Regions from separate parts of the Mus musculus genome. Here region 2 is linked to region 1. The links are chromatin loops, found by intact Hi-C in ENCODE. Cell type or tissue: heart. All regions are shown on one strand. Links, peaks and the distances in the headings refer to the core of each region. The heading gives the core; the rest is flanking DNA. Region 1 overlaps Itprid1 (ITPR interacting domain containing 1). Region 2 has its middle 18 kb from the start of Gm34441.

Region 1 (8,344 bases), core at 317-8,316:
GTGCCACCTCTCTGAGTGAATAGATATTTTAATAACTGGAAAATTCCAAAGAGAATGGAGAACACATGAAGTGTTTGACAGAAACAATCCCTCCCCACCCCCCGGCATACAGAACATGAAGAAAGCTACACCAAGGCACATCAGAAACAAATAATTTAATACCAACAACGAAGAGGAAAAAGTCTTAAAATCCACTCCACTGGAGAGGCGTATTATATACACTTAACATAAAAGCAGAAGGAGAATTATCTTTGAAAATAATCCTGGGAAAATAGGGAAGTGACTCCTTTGGAGGCCAGACTGTGAAAAGCCTGAAAGGAAGCATCAAACACACATTTAAAAAGGTTTAACTCCTTTCAAAGATAAGTGAAGACTGGGGGCAAACCCAGTGGTTGAGCAGTTGCCTAGCATTGTTAAAATTCTGTGTTTGATCCCTACTTTGGGGGGAAATTGACTATGTTAACAAAAATGATAATAATATAGCAATGGGCTTATTACAAAAACCCTTTGAGTGTATGAAAATAAGAATTATTATAACATAGAGCAGGTTATAGGGAAAGAGCCAATCAAGTAAACACCCAAGTATAACATTCAATTTTTATAGAACATTTAATACTAGTAATAGAATATTTGTTGTTAACTATCAATGAAAATAATAAATATTTATAAATAATAAATAAATAAAAATAAATAATTTTTATGATTTATTTTATGATAATTTATGTCACATATTCTTTTTTAGACACCCACATACTAAATTTATTGCTATTTTTGATACAGTTGAATTTTTTTAAAAACAATATGTTAAATATTGGTTCTTTGGGAATTTCATACAATGTATTTTTTTTATACTTTTTATTAGATATTTTTCCTCATTTACATTTCCAATGCTATCCCAAAAGTCTCCCATACCCCCCCACCCACTCCCCTACCCACCCACTCCCACTTTTTGGCCCTGGCGTTCCCCTGTACTGGGGCATATAAAGTTTGCAAGACCAATGAGCCTCTCTTTCCAGTGATGGCCGACTAGGCCATCTTTTGATACATATGCAGCTAGAGTCAAGAGCTCTGGGGTACTGGTTAGTTCATAATGTTGTTCCACCTATAGGGTTGCAGATCCCTTTAGCTCCTTGGGTACTTTCTCTAGCTCCTCCATTGGGGGGCCTGTGATCCATCCAATAGCTGACTGTGAGCATCCACTTCTGTGTTTGCTAGGCCCCGGCATAGTCTCACAAGAGACAGCTATATCTGGGTACTTTCAGCAAAATCTTGCTAGTATATGCAATGGTGTCAGCGTTTGGAAGCTGATTATGGGATGGAACCCTGGATATGGCAAGTTCTAGATGATCCATCCTTTTGACACAGCTCCAAACTTTGTCTCTGTAACTCCTTCCATGGGTGTTTTGTTCCCATTTCTAAGAAGGGGCAAAGTGTCCACACTTTGGTCTTCGTTCTTCTTGAGTTTCATGCGTTTAGCAAATTGTATCTTATATCTTGAGTATCCTAAGTTTCTGGGCTAATATCCACTTATCAGTGAGTACATATTGTGGGAGTTCCTTTGTGATTGGGTTACCTCACTCAGGATGATACCCTCCAGGTCCATCCATTTGCCTAGGAATTCCATAAATTCATTCTTTTTAATAGCTGAGTAGTACTCCATTGTGTAAATGTACCACATTTTCTGTATCCATTCCTCTGTAGAGGGGCATCTGGGTTCTTTCCAGCTTCTGGCTATTATAAATAAGGCTGCTATGAACATAGTGGAGCATGTGTCCTTCTTACCGGTTGGGACATTTTCTGGATATATGCCCAGGAGAGGTATTGCTGGATCCTCCGGTAGTACTGTATCCAGTTTTCTGAGGAACTGCCAGACTGATTTCCAGAGTGGTTGTACAAGCTCGCAATCCCACCAACAATGGAGGAGTGTTTCTCTTTCTCCACATCCTCGCCAGCATCTGCTGTCACCTGAATTTTTGATTTTAGCCATTCTGACTGGTGTGAGATGGAATCTCAGGGTTGTTTTGATTTGCATTTCTCTGATGATTAAGGATGTTGAACATTTTTTCAGTTGCTTCTCAGCCATTCGGTATTCCTCAGGTAAGAATTCTTTGTTTAGTTCTGAGCCCCATTTTTTAATGGGGTTATTTGATTTTCTGAAGTCCACCTTCTTGAGTTCTTTATATATATTGGATATTAGTCCCCTATCTGATTTAGGATAGGTAAAGATCCTTTCCCAATCTTTTGGTGGCCTTTTTGTCTTATTGTATGTCACATATTTATAGAGATTTATTTTATAATACTTAATTTGTGTCACATATTTAAGAGCTGGTTGATCTTGTTAAAATCAAATTCAACCAGCATTATAACTTGTCAGCTGAACATAGACAACATGAAAGGCAAGTGGGGTAATTTTCAAGGTTAAAGTTTTAGTGGAGAGAAGGAGAATGGGGAGAGAAGATGATGTCTGCATGTGGGCAGCATTAGTTGGACTCAGGGAGTTTCTAACAACAACAAAAGAAATGAGATGGGGTGGATCCTAGGGAACACTGAAGAGAGGTGGTGAGTGAATAGGATCGAAATACATTGCATAGATGTATGAAATTTCAAAAAGTAATAAAATAAAAATATTATTTTAAAAAACTTCTCCAGGTAGCTGGGCGTGGTGGTGCACGCCTTTAATCCCAGCACTTGGGAGGCAGAGACAGGAGGAGTTCTGAGTTCGAGGCCAGCCTGGTCTACAAAGTGAGTTCCAGGACAGCCAGGGCTATACAGAGAAACCCTGTCTTGAAAAAACAAACAAACAAACAAACAAACAAAACAAAACAAAACAAAACAACTTCTCCGGGTACTTTTGAAGTTAGGAAGTAAATCACCTATTTTGTAATTTATGTAATGTTTGTAAATTATGTGATAATTGTTATAATAACAGTGTAAAAGCTTTGTGTAGATTTTCTAATATTTTTCACACAATGCCCTGACTACTTTACATAGAGCCCATCTACTCATCAGGTAAGTGAGCAGACCATCCCTGAACACTTTCTACATGAGCTTCCTACTTCAAGCTACCATATGTGCTTTAGGTCCCCCGACAGCCTGTTTCACCTCAGGAGGCCCTGACTGTAGATATTCAGTAAGCAGGACTAACTTCCACATCTCCTTCATCACCCCTGGCCTATAGCATCAAGAGAGAAAATTCCTAAGTAAGAGGATTTAAGACTCAGGGCAGGGGAGGCAAAACAGGATGTGGAGCCACTTGCTTTAGTGAAGTGTTTTAGGCATCACCTGGACACTATTGCTACTCACTTTTCCAGAACAATTTTCAAGATTCTTGTTCTGGAGCAGGAGCCATCAGTGTGATGTATGATGGCTGATGGCTGCTATTATCCTTGCCATGCTCAGAGGAAGCAATGTTCTGCCACTAAGCCAAAATCTGTCCATAAACTGGTTAGTCTCTAACAACCTGATCCAAATGGAAATACTTTTGGTCCTGAGATCTGTAGGTGACTGGTTTCATGGAACTCCATCCCTCAGAATAGTAAAAACTGCAGCTACTCAAATCTCTCACACAAAATACCACGATATTTGCATGTGACGTATGCGCAACTGTCCTTCCGTCTTAAAATCATCTTGGATTATTTACAATACCTACTATAATTTAAATGGTATATAAAAGTTGCTTAAAGAACAGCAAAGATAAAAGTCTACATCTTTCATATATTCAACACATTTGTAATAGTTACAGTTTAAGGTTTGCAGATAGATGGAGCTTTTCTGAGTAGGAGGACGTACTGTAAACAGCTACAGGCACAATGTGATGTGTCTTTACACTGTAGGAGTCATTTGTTCTAAAGGGTGTGTATTTGTGGTATTGACAACAGTTACATTTCATTAACTGTATCCCTGTAAAATGACACACAATTGCTAAATCTCACTCAAGTGATATCTCTCAAATTTAATTAAATTTAACAAAAGACCAAACCGAGATTTCCCTTTCATGGTGTGACTGAACAACAGAGTTGAGCATGATGCTCTCACGAACAGGATTTTCAGTTTTTGTTTGCTTTAGAAGTCAAATGTGTACATCCTGAATCATTCTAAGAGACATAAGAAATGTGTGGGGCAATTTACAGATGGCTTAGTTTCTTTAGGAGACTAAGATCTTTGCCCCTTATAAAGTGTTTTCAGGGACTACCAGCAGCTAAGTTCTCGATTTCCTCATTTTAAACTTCCCCTTAGGGCTGTAGTAGTTAAAAGAGATAAAGTATGAGAAATCCCCTAGTCTGGGATAGCTATGATGGATTATTAAGCAAACAGACAGATACAAATGAGTATCGTTTATCACTGCTACATCCTCAAGGTAACACCCAGGCAGGAGGGCTTGACTTCCGGTACAAGAACATGGCTTTTGAAGAGTAATGGAAGCAGCGCTATCTCAGGGGGCCATCCCACCCAGTCCCTGAAGCCTGCCAGGCCACGCCTAGGAGAACTGGAGCTTATGCCAGCGGACCTTTTCTGGGAACCTTCTCCCAAGGAGCTTTGGTCCACTCTGCTAAGTGGAGGCCTTGTTTTGTTTTTATTTTTGTTTTTGTTTTGTTTTTGTCCACCTTGCTTCCTGAAGGTTTTCTTTTTCTTTTAGAAAATTTTTATCATACAAACTTCCCCTCTCATTGGTCCCTGTTCTAAACCAAAACTAGATAAATGACACCCCTCACCACCCAAACCTCTGCTTGATTTCATTTTGCTCTCAATAACTGATAGTTCACCAGCTCTGACTATCCCATGGCTCCTAGAGGCTAAACTCATAATATATTTAGCTAACACGCTATTAGAATACCCAACTGACTCATCTGGCAGATTTATAGCCACATCTACCAGCTTTGGATTCTGTCTCTCCTATGTAGGAACTGTTATTCTCTTATATTGGGCTTCTGACGAGTGAGGTTAATGCCCAATAGTATATGTGTAAATCTAAGAACATGTAATGATAGTTCCCAAGGAACATCATTTTAACTATTATAATTCAGTCTCACTGTTTACACAATTCATGACTGTGATGGATAGCATTGATAGCAACTAGAAATTAACTTCTACAGTGCAAATCTGCCTTCTAGAATTTAGATTTTACTATTTCAGCTGGGTGAGCCCTGCCTGCAAACTTCACCTTTGTACTGAGCTAACAGGCCTACCTACCCAAGGGAAAGATGCCTTAGGCATTTTGTCAAAGTAACCACCAGATGGCAGCATTACACCAACCACGGAGGAGCCAGGGCTCTGCCAAGACCTTCCAATAGAAGAAGCCTTCTCTCTGGACTGTGTCAATAGTAAAAGCACCTGAGTTGCATTGAAAATAGTCTTTGTGTAGAGCATCTCAGGAAACAAAAGAGGGGAAGGAGTTGAAATGTAAATTGTAAAGAGATGAAAAGAAACAGGGTTTACAGGGACAAGGAACATGAAGAAATCATACAGAATAAGAAAACATGGTCCAACCTTGAACTTTGGGGTTAACCATCTACATCAATAGATTCGATATTACCTATTTAATTGCCAAGTGTCTCTCTCATTCATTGTCACAGGGTAGGAAGTCTGTGACCTCTCAGGGGTAAGGCTGAGTCACATGTCTTAGGACTTGTGTGGACTTACAGATGACGCAAAACCAAAGGGCTCCAGGAGGGGCTTGGAACCTGAGATGAAGAGCGGCGGCTTTGCCCAATAGGAAGCAGCGAGGATTGTTTGGGCTGGAGTGGCTATCACGGAGGCATTTTTAGAATGCCATTTCAAATGCTTCGGAACATCTTTATGGTTTTGTCTTCAGATCCCCGCATAAGTCAAGATGGGGTTACCAATTAGGTACCGTGGGGGACCTTCTAGAGCCTTCCTTATTAGCTATTCTTGTCTAAGTTTTGTGTTGGCTCCTACGCGTTCAAGGTTCATTCTGTCAATGATAGCTTGACTTCCATTGGAAACCTTTCTGTGTCATCTCTGGCGTCCCACACATTCGTGCTGTGAGTCAACTCCTTGCTAATGCAGTGAGAAGTGCAGGGCACAGAGGCAGGGCTACAGATGTTCCTGTGGGACCCTTCATCCCTAGAATGTGCACTGGGTCCCCTCAGGTCTTATACTGCCCTAGATGCTATACAGTGTCAGCAAAGATGCCTGCTCTCCTGACCTCAGGTCTCATCCCAGATATGCATGAAGAAGAGATAGTATGTTCATGGGTTTTGAAAAACCTATCTGAAACATGTCAATGCCTTCACTCGTGCCAGAAGTTCTAGAGAGTTCAGGTTTTCCGATGGAGGATTTCTGCAGCACACTTGAGAGTGCCCGTGAGCCCTCAGCTGATGCTTTGCAAGCTGTGAATTTTTCCCTTTCCTTGTTCTATTATTCCAGGTTTAGCGGTTTCTCCTCCACTCTTCAGTCAGAATAGCTACATTTCTTAGTCACTGGAAAAAAAGTACTTCTCTAAAAGTAAATTTATTTGGCTTGATACCATTAAGTATTAATTAATTCACTATTATAAAACAGTACACAACGGTGAAGACAATTTAGAAAATGAAAAATATCTTTATCTAATCATGTGGGAAGACAAGTATTTCTATATATATCTGTGTATTTTAGCCCAGTGCACTTTCATTGAGCTCCTGTGAACCTGTATGCATTAACAAAGTAGTACTACCCACTTTGTACCCTCCTTCTGTTTAAATAGTATATTATGAATTTTTTATAGTCAATCCTTAAGATGTGTGCGTGCGTGTGTGTGTGTGTGTGTGTGTGTGTGTGTGTGTGTGCATGTGTAAGCATTTGTTTTGTCTCTAAATAAAGCCCTCTTTTTTTTATGTTCTTTAGAAACTTGGAAAAACAACTTTTAGTTTCCTAGTAGTTTAATGTTTTGTGAATTATTCTTGAATTAATGACATCTTAAATTTTTACTATTTTGCCCAGCTACAGATTCTGTAAACTACAACAGTGGCTTGCCTTCAAGATATACCCTCTGGTGCAATAGTAGCACAGATGTTATGGGAATAACCAACAACTTTTTTATTAGATTTAGACACACTCCATGAGATAGAAACTGCGTCTGATATTGTCAAGAACCTGAGAATAGATAGGTTATGGGCATAAAACGAAGTATTATTCTGTTAAATGAACATCATAGAAATAAAATAACTCCTAATAACATGTTGTTATACTGGATCAGTGCATGGCTCATCTATCATCTCAGAAACTTTTTCTGACACTAGATACTAATTAACACCCACAACTGGACAGTTTTCAGGGAGTGAGAAACTTTGAAATGCTGAGCCTTAAATGGTGCCTTTGTATCAAACTCCATCACTCAATGCTCAGGGATCTACATGAAAGAGGAAGCATAAAGATTGTAGAAGCCAAGGTTGATGAACCCTCTTGACTCCAAAGAGGTAGCAGGTTCTAGACACAATAGGGCTGATTCACATATAAACTCATAGAGACTGTGACATCATGCACAAGACCTGCACAAGGTCTTACAAGGAACTATTTGCATAGTGACAGCTTCCGGGGGCAGGGATAGTTTTCTTCAATGCAGTCAAAGAATATATCAGTTACATTCCTAGGGAAGAACACGTGGTCAGTATTTTGTTTTTACAGAGAAAGGGAGGAGGAAAGGAGGGAGGGGGGCGGGAGAACTTGAAGATATGAAGTTGAGGAAGGGAGGGGAGAGGAGCAAAGATGTCATAGGAGTTAGGGGAGGAAAAAGAATATGATCAAACTATATTGTATAAGAAGTTATTTAAAAATAAAAGTTAAAGTAAAAATTAAAGCTCATCTTCCATTGATGATATCGAATACCAAACAATTGAAAGTATTGACTATGCTCCTAGTCAGTGTTTATTGACAATTTTCCCTCAGCTATTCAACTTTCTATGGTATATTCTATGATTTCAGACATAGTCATTGATACTTTTGGCATTTTCTCTTTGGGGAATACTAATGGTCATGGGTATGACATTAGTGGAGCTGCAGGTCTTTGAACGACACCTTACCATCCCCTCACACAGGCTGCCCTCTTTTGGTGGACCTTGGCCATATCTTTATTCAGAAACTGTTGTCTTCCATTTGAGCTTTAGCTTATATGAACTATTGCATCATATGTCCACTTTAAAACACAGCTAACACAACTCTACACATCTTCTGTCATCTGAGGAAATGGTTTCCTGATATGTAACTGAGTAAAAACAGCCTTCTCCATGGAGGCCTTCAGATTCTCATTCTATTTCTACATAGTTACAGCATACTGCTTTCTCTGCTTGTTTTCTTTAAAGAATGGCATGACCCTTGGAAACTGTTAAAAAGAACTCTTCAGAGTAAT
Region 2 (8,344 bases), core at 83-8,082, 430 kb after region 1:
AACCCTCCCCTGCTCATGAATTGGTGGGATTAATATTGTGAAAATGACCATCCCACAGAAAGCAATTACAGATTTAACACAATTCCCATCAACATTTCAACATAGTTCCTTCCCGAGATTGAAAAACTAATTTTGAATTTTACATGGAACCACAAATAAATTCAAGATAGTCAAACTGATCCTGAACAAAAAAAAGAACTGCTAGGGGTATCACCATTTATGACTGTAAATTATACTACACATCGCAGTAATAGTGATTAAAAACAACATGCTACTGACATAATTTATCACACTGATCAACACAACAGAACTGAGTGCCCACATATGTGTCCATGTGTCCTACAAATACTTGATTTTTGACAAAGAGGCCAAAATATACATAAAGATAGTATCTTCCGCAAATGGTGTCAATAACACTGCATAGCTACACATTTTGTGCTACATAAAACTCAACTGCAAATGAATCAAGGACTTCAATGTAAGAAACAAAAAGAATGGGCACACATACACATGCAAGCACACACACATGTGCACACACATGTATGTGCACCTACAAGCTGCTTCTAGACTTTATGAAAAATGCTTAAAGTAATAGAATTGTTTTGTTTTCCCTACCCTGTGAGAAAGTCTGTGGCTCTGTGAGCTTGTTGGCTGCTCAGCTGGTGAAGCTTTGGCTCTGTCTTTCTTGACTTTTCAGAGATTCTACAAACCTGGTCACCTCTTATTTTATTTCAGCAATACTAAGCCACATATGAAAGAAACATTATATACCCCAAGAAAGAAATCTTAAGAAAAAACTAGAACTTTCATGGCAAAAGTGTTGAATAAGACATAAACAATTTGTTTAAATGTGTTTTCAATCTAGTTAGAGAAATGTAGACAACTGTGTAAGAGTCAAAGAAACTTACAAGGGTCTAATCTAAGCTCAGTTTGAAAACAGAATCATCGCGTGCTGGGAGTGACAGACCATGAGAGCAATCCTCGGGTCTCTGTGTTGTTGTGACTATAATTTCCCATTTTGACAAATGATTGTGTGCAGATGTCATGATTGTGTCAAGAAAAACATCTAAAAGTACAAGTAATTTGTAAGTTTATGATGGCCATTTTCTGGAAATTTTCATTTTATTTCTTTAGAGAAGCATCAATTGGAATAGAAAATTATGAAATATAGTAACATTTCCAAACTACTAAAGATATGATATCAATAGTAAATCTAAGCAAAGATGACCACTTCTTAGAAGGCTATAAGACAGGGTAAAGAAATATTAGATGTGAAACCAGTGGATGACTTCTGCCAGGCTAACGAAGTGAAAACACAACTGTTGGTGGCGCACGCCTTTAATCCCAGCACTCGGGAGGCAGAGGCAGGCGGATTTCTGAGTTCGAGGCCAGCCTGGTCTACAAAGTGAGTTCCAGGACAGCCAGGGCTACAGAGAAACCCTGTCTTGAAAAAAAATAAATATTTCAGTAGCTGTTAAGTTAATGATAACCAAGCTACAATCCATAGAGCCACAGAAATTAGTTGCAGAGTTAGGAGTGCAGATAGATGTCCCTAGGAAAGGGAATAGAATATATATAATGGCTGGATTTGGAGAGAACTAGAAAGGGAAGATCAAGTGAGGACCGGAGTCCTGCTCACCACGTGGTAACCAGGAAACCAGAGATCAAGGGCATCCTCCACCCCATCCTGGGAAGCAAAGTTCTTCCACCAAATCCCAGTTCCTAGTGATTCTACCCATGCCTAGCATGGCAGGCTGAGCAACAGCTCTTGATATATGGATGCCTTTGGGGGTCGCTACCCAAACCACAGTACTGACCATGAAGAAAAGAATGATAACATTTCAGAATATCTTAAGATGTGTATCCAACCTATTCGTTTAATAAAATAAATAAATAAATATGGTTAATTCCGGTTTATTTTAGAAGTATCATCACATACCAGTATATTCTCCATAGGGTCCAGTCAAGAACTGATTCAAGCCAGAGACTAAACGGAGCCATCTCATTCCCTGGTTATAAGGCTCCAAATCTCCCACCGGTGGCACTCAATGACCCTTAGAATAATGTCTATTGTTCTAAGAGAGTGGCCCAACAGCTTTCTGTATTGCACGTCGGCCCAGAAAGTCTTGAGTAGACTCCATATGCCAGAGTCTCCTGTCATTCTCCCTGCAGTGATTACCAGCCCCCAGTAAGCCTCGGCACCCGTGGCATTTGAGAGCTGGACAATCTGTTGTTGCAAGTTGTGCATCCTAAGACAAGTAGCAGGAGTCTTGCCCTCTCTTCAGTAGGTACCAGGAGGAAAGTCCCTTCTTAAATGTCTATACACGTTGCTAAATATCCCATGGGACAAAGTCACCATTTGAACACCACAGTTTCCGTTTCTTTCACCAACTTTGAGCCATCTGTAAGGGTTCAGCTGCAGTTGTCACGGCTGGATCCCTGGTGTCAATATCAAGGCCTGTGTAATCAAACTATGGTCAAACAAAGGCAGTGCCATTCAGCAACCGCGGAGAGGAGAGGAAGGCTGAGGGGCAGAGCAGAGGGAGATGTTGTCAATGGCAACAGGTATGCTTGGGGGTGAGAGCTGTGCAGAGACGGGGGGGGGGGGGGCGGGGGGAGTTTGGAGTGTGAAAGCGATGTGGGTAACAGATGTTATAGATGAGATGTCACTACCCTATGTTGAAGAAGAAAAGAATAAATAAAATACATAATTTGGGGTTGGAGAGGAGAAAGACATTCAGTGTTTGACTTGAAGAGAGATATAAGGAGAGCAACCTGCTATGAATGTCCAGGAGAGGCTGCCCCCTAGCGTTGTAAGAGTGAAGGATTGCCCTTAAAGTCCTTGTGATCCCACAAACTCCTTCTCTTCTATCCCTACTGTGATAGCCTAACAACAACTCTCTCTCTCTCTCTCTCTCTCTCTCTCTCTCTCTCTCTCTCTCTCTCTCTCTCTCTCTCTCTCTCTCTCTCTCTCTCTCTCTCTCTCTCTCTCTCTCTCTCTCTCTCTCTCTCTCTCTCTCTCTCCCCCTCTCTCTCTCTCTCTCTCTCACACACACACACACACACACACACACACACACACACTTATTTCCTCTAACTCCAAAATCATGCGAAAATGCTTCTGGAAGGAATCTAATTTTTAATGGGGTGAAAAGAGGAAGAGAAAAGCAAGCTGCTGGGAATTCCGGGAGAGGCCATCTTCCTGAATAGCTCTTTCCATAGGATCTGTGCGAGTCCGAGAGCGCTTTAGCGCAGAGTTGGTGCCATCTGGTGGCCAATTCTTACTAGTGCAGCATTACCCGCTGTGAAGACCTGTGAGGCCAAGGGCAGCCCTGAAAGAATGAAGGATTTGGAAGCTGGAAGGCAAATGGGCAGCTTTATGAGCTCCTTTTTCCAGAACCTGGACCCTTGGGTCCAGAGCGGAACAGGACTCACACCCCTACACCGATCCTCTGCTCACCTCGGCAGCAGTGGCCTGCTCAGGAGGCTGGCTGTCTTTGCCTGATCCCTTGTGTCTAGTTGCTGTTGTCCCATGGTGATGTTTTCGTCCTGGTTATTAACAGACTTTATTACCAGTGCTTGGGTGTATGAATTCTTCTTTGAAAATCCAACAAGCTTTTAATTAGATACACAACAGGAAGAGATATTAAGCTATATTAATGCATCTGAAAGCCCCGCACAGCTAAGAGGGAGATCATCTCATAGATAAAGCACTGCTGAAAATTACTGGAGCAGCTTCCAGCAAGTACCCCAATAGAGAACTCCAGGGAGGGTCAATCGTTACTTAACACTTGTGGCAACGCGAAGCCTATGAAAATATCGCTGCTGCTCAGTTTTATGTGAAGAACAGAAATTGGAAGTTACACGTCAGATCCTAAATCAGCCTCATTTTTTAAAGACCCTAATCATGTAAGGACAAATTTAATAAAAGTTAGACTCTCATGTAATTATATCACTACAAATTTGAAAAGAAGGGTCTCTGGGATACTTTTCTTTCCAAGGAATGTCACAAAATTGCCCATGCCTCAGATACATTTGTTGCCAAAGAGACTGGGCATCATCCCTCCCTCCACATTGCTGCCTTTTGACATAGTTTTATTAATTTTGACATGATTTTGTTAGTTTCTGATTGAGCCTGGGCCTCCAGCAGGTTTGGCTTAAAGATTTCTAACCTCTTAGATTCCCATCAGCTTCTGAGGAAATGGCCTGGGCTACCCTGGTGAAGCAGAGATATGACATGCTCAGCCAAAATCATCAAGCTACGCAAGAGGATCCAGCAAAATCCAGAAGAGGTCCGTCCCTGCTGATCCACATCCCAGAAGTCAATGCTGAGATTCCTGAGCTAAGTAAACGATAGTGATTTTAGGACCCTGGGTTTTGAAGTGGTTTGTGATAAAGCAAGCGTTAATGGATACATGTTGAATAGCACGGATCTTAACTAATATTTCAGGGTTTAGAGTTCTTACATACGCATAACAAGATATCTAAGACATAAGACCCAATTCTAACCACAGAAGATGTGTGTCATTTCTTATGCACCTCGGATATAAAACCTGAAGGCAAATCTTCACTCCTTTTCTTGATTCTTATGTTTTTGTTTGTTTGTTTGTTTGTTTACTTATTTTATGAAGGGAATGCTGACATGAGGAGACAACTTGCTGGAGCCGGTTCTCTCCGTCTACCATGTGGGTCCTGGGAATTGAACTCAGATCCTCAGACTTGACGGCAGGCACCTCCCCCACTGGTCTATCTCAGTAACACCCTTCAAACTTACTTGGGGGACGACAATTTTATGCAATTTAACAATTTGGCATGAGTGTGGCATTTAATTTTTTTTTCAGATTTGGGTGGGAAGCGTTTATGACTTGGAATTTCTGCCTTAAGGATATTGAGCTGGTATAATCATTACTGGAAGAATACATTGTAGAAAAATGTATTTCCTGACTCAGAAACTAAAATTCACAAGAAGAAATCCATTTGAAAGGGAGCTACATGGAATTGAGCAAAGAAGACACCCTTGAGTCAGAGGTCTCCACAACTCCATTTGGAGTCTTCTTGCCTTGGATGTATAGAGCTCTCTACTATGGCATTCTACAACTGAGCAGAGAGGTGACATTTTAATGCATTAAACAGTGGTTTTTCAGAGCTCCCTAAGCCCCCATTTCACATTCAATTCACTTCAACAGCTAACTTTTCTTTCTCAAAATTTCCTTCTACTCCAATCATTTTATTGTCTACAATTGAACCAATTTTTATTTTAATTTTCTTTCAAAATGTTGCTTAAAATTCTTCAAAAACTTCCTACTTCTTACTGTACAAAAAAATACCCCCTGAAAACAAAATTAGGAAAAACAACCTGGAAATTTAAGACACTCAGCTTTGTAAAAATATAAAACTTTGATTCTAAACATACTGTTAGAGAAATGAAGACAGGCTGGGAAGAATATTTGTAAATCACATCTGATGAAGAATGGATTAGGCATGAATAGATGAATGCCATGCCCTTTTACCTCTCTTCCCACCTAGGCCTTTCTCCACACTGCCCCCCCCCCTTCACACTACGTGTCTTCTACTGTTTTCCAAGTGTGGACACTATGCCCCTCCTTAGATTTGGGAACAAAACACCCATGGAAGGAGTTACAGAGACGGAGTTTGGAGCTGAGATGAAAGGATGGACCATGTAGAGACTGCCATAGCCAGGGATCCACCCCATAATCAGCATCCAAACGCTGACACCATTGCATACACTAGCAAGATTTTATTGAAAGGACGCAGATGTAGCTGTCTCTTGTGAGACTATGCCGGGGCCCAGCAAACACAGAAGTGGATGCTCACAGTCAGCTAATGGATGGATCATAGGGCTCCCAATGGAGGAGCTAGAGAAAGTAGCCAAGGAGCTAAAGGGATCTGCAACCCTATAGGTGGAACAACATTATGAGCTAACCAGTACCCCGGAGCTCTTGACTCTAGCTGCATATATATCAAAAGATGGCCTAGTCGGCCATCACTGGAAAGAGAGGCCCATTGGACTTGCAAACTTTATATGCCCCAGTACAGGGGAATACCAGGGCCAAAAAGGGGGAGTGGGTGGGCAGGGGAGTGGGGGTGGGTGGATATGGGGGACTTTTGGTATAGCATTGGAAATGTAAATGAGCTAAATACCTAATAAAAAATGGAAAAAAAAAAAAAGATCCCCTTTGCTGCCCACCAATGTCCTCTTTCTGGTTTTGTGGCTTCTGCAGGCGTGCCGGGTTAAACACACAGATCTAAAGATTCAAAGGTAGGATTCACATATGAGTAGGACTTTGCATCTTTTCTCTTTCCAGGTCTGGGTTAACTCTATGTTTCCTAGTTTTACCTATTTACCTATAAATTTCTTAATTTCATTTTTCTTTATGTCTGAATAAAACTCCTTTGTGTACATGTACCACATGGTCATTACCATGAGTAGTTGGACATCTATGTTCTCCCCACAGGTTATTACCAGTGAGTCTCTTTAGTTTCCTACCTGACATTGACTGTAGCATCCATTGCTGAAGATTCCACACAATTTGATCACTGGACATGGAGAAACCAAGTTGGCATTGACTAGGAAGCTTCATCCTGGCTGCCTAGCTATTAAAGTACTAGAAGGTGCTATGTAGGCTGTCTGGAGGTAGGAATCCAGCAAGAGTCTTACCCACCTGTGAACCCTGTGAACTACAATAATCTACAATAATCACCAGTATAGCAAAGGATCCCTGAGTTGTAATAGTGGTATGTAACTATAGGGTTAACCAAACCCTTTCTGACTGGATTTAAGGCCACCTTTATAAGAGGAAATGCATGTGCAGTAGTGTAAACCTGGCTGCACACCTATGGCTGGGGACCATCAACCTCAGGGGTGCACTTACTATTGTTATTCTACTGAATGAGCATAGCATCAAACTACTCTCTAAATCCATATCTCTGGACCCATAGATTACTGCAGCTCTCAGGTCCCAACAGAGAAGTTTCTCTGCACAGTGGACATTGATTAATGTAGAAACTCACAGCTGATCAAAGTATAAAGAATATAAGAGTGAGTGAGTTAGTTCTCAGCCTCAAATGAGACAGCTAGATCACACATGCGCACACGCACGCGCACACACACACACACACACACACACACACACACTAACAGGTGCTCAGGGATCATCACAAAAGAGGGAGCAGGAAGAACCAGAGTTTGGGGATGACTAGAATAGAACAGTGACTTTTGGACATGACAGCACTACTCATGAACTCACAACAGTTATAGTTGCCAGCACAGAAACTGTACAAGGTCAAATAAATAAACATTCCAGCAAGGCAAGAAGAGGGACTCGTGAGTCCCCACAGGCATACCTGTTGCTGAGGTACTATTGACACATGATGGCTGCTAGGGGAAGGAGAGTCAGTTTTCTTTAAGAGCCCCTATACATCAACCAGGCTCCAGTGGGCCCACCCACCCCAGGAATTTATAGGCAGCAAAGATTGGAGTTCATGGGTTTAAAAAAAAAAAAGAGGACACCAAGTTTGGAGAAGATTTGGAGTCAGATATGGATTTGGGAAGAGTCTGGGTAAGGAGTAACATATTAATATAATTAACATACACTGTGCGAAATTCTCAAAGAATTAATGAAAGTATTGTATTAAATTTAAAAAAAAAGAAAGCGCTGTATCTGGAAGATGGTTTGTCCTCCATTCAGAAGCCAATGTCACAGTATTAATAGATGTGGTCAGGGACTTTAGAGGTATTAGGTCAAAATGGCCTCATGTTTATGGAAGGATTAATGCTTGTGCATAAGACACCAGAGAGTGGGGTATTAGAAGCAGACCTAGACCTGCCCTCAGCCATTCTTTGTATGTATTCATTTCCCTCTCAGTTCCTCTCCTAAGACTCCCACCAGAAAATGAAATATATTAGAACCATGGTATGAGACTTCAATAAATTGTACAGTTTGTGGTATTCAGTCATATCTCCTGAGGATAAGGACAAACAGCTCTTTAAAACCCTAACAGCATGAAATGCTGGCAAGAACATAACACAGCTGAAGCTCTCATATATCACAGCTGGGTATAAAAACACAGGACATAAATGTCTGAACAAAACTTTTTTACCACAAGTATTTAGACTAACAATTAATAAATGGGATCCCATACTGTGAAGCTTCTGTAGTGCAAAGGAAGCCAAGAGTGTAGAAGCAGTATACAAAATGGGGGAAAGTCTTTACTAAATGTGTATCTGACAGAGGATGAGTATCTAGAATATATAAAGAACTCAAAAAACTAAAACTTCAAGAAACTAATCCAATTTTTAAAATGAGGCATAATACTAAACAAA

The links. Hi-C counts contacts between places; a loop is a spot of excess contacts. Peaks named below come from ENCODE experiments on the same cell type or tissue, not always from the same donor. Only the 100,000 strongest peaks of a DNase experiment are listed, where the experiment ranks them.
Region 2: a loop joins it to region 1, with 12 times the contacts of the local background. A loop is called at or near these places in 26 of 42 quality-filtered maps.

What each region holds. Positions count from the first base shown.
Region 1 is chr6:55,947,809-55,956,152 of GRCm38, reverse strand. All of the region lies in intron 9 of Itprid1 (ITPR interacting domain containing 1), which reads right to left. Among named protein-coding and RNA genes, the nearest start is that of Ppp1r17, 66 kb to the left of the region's middle. In heart, for the core only: a CTCF peak has its summit at 5,235 (motif pointing right); no DNase peak of the experiment used is centred there.
Region 2 is chr6:55,514,901-55,523,244 of GRCm38, reverse strand. No RefSeq gene overlaps it. Among named protein-coding and RNA genes, the nearest start is that of Gm34441, 18 kb to the left of the region's middle. In heart, for the core only: CTCF peaks have their summits at 2,775 (motif pointing left) and 3,296 (motif pointing left); a DNase peak (open chromatin) is centred at 3,274; H3K4me3 peaks cover 674 bases; H3K27ac peaks cover 290 bases.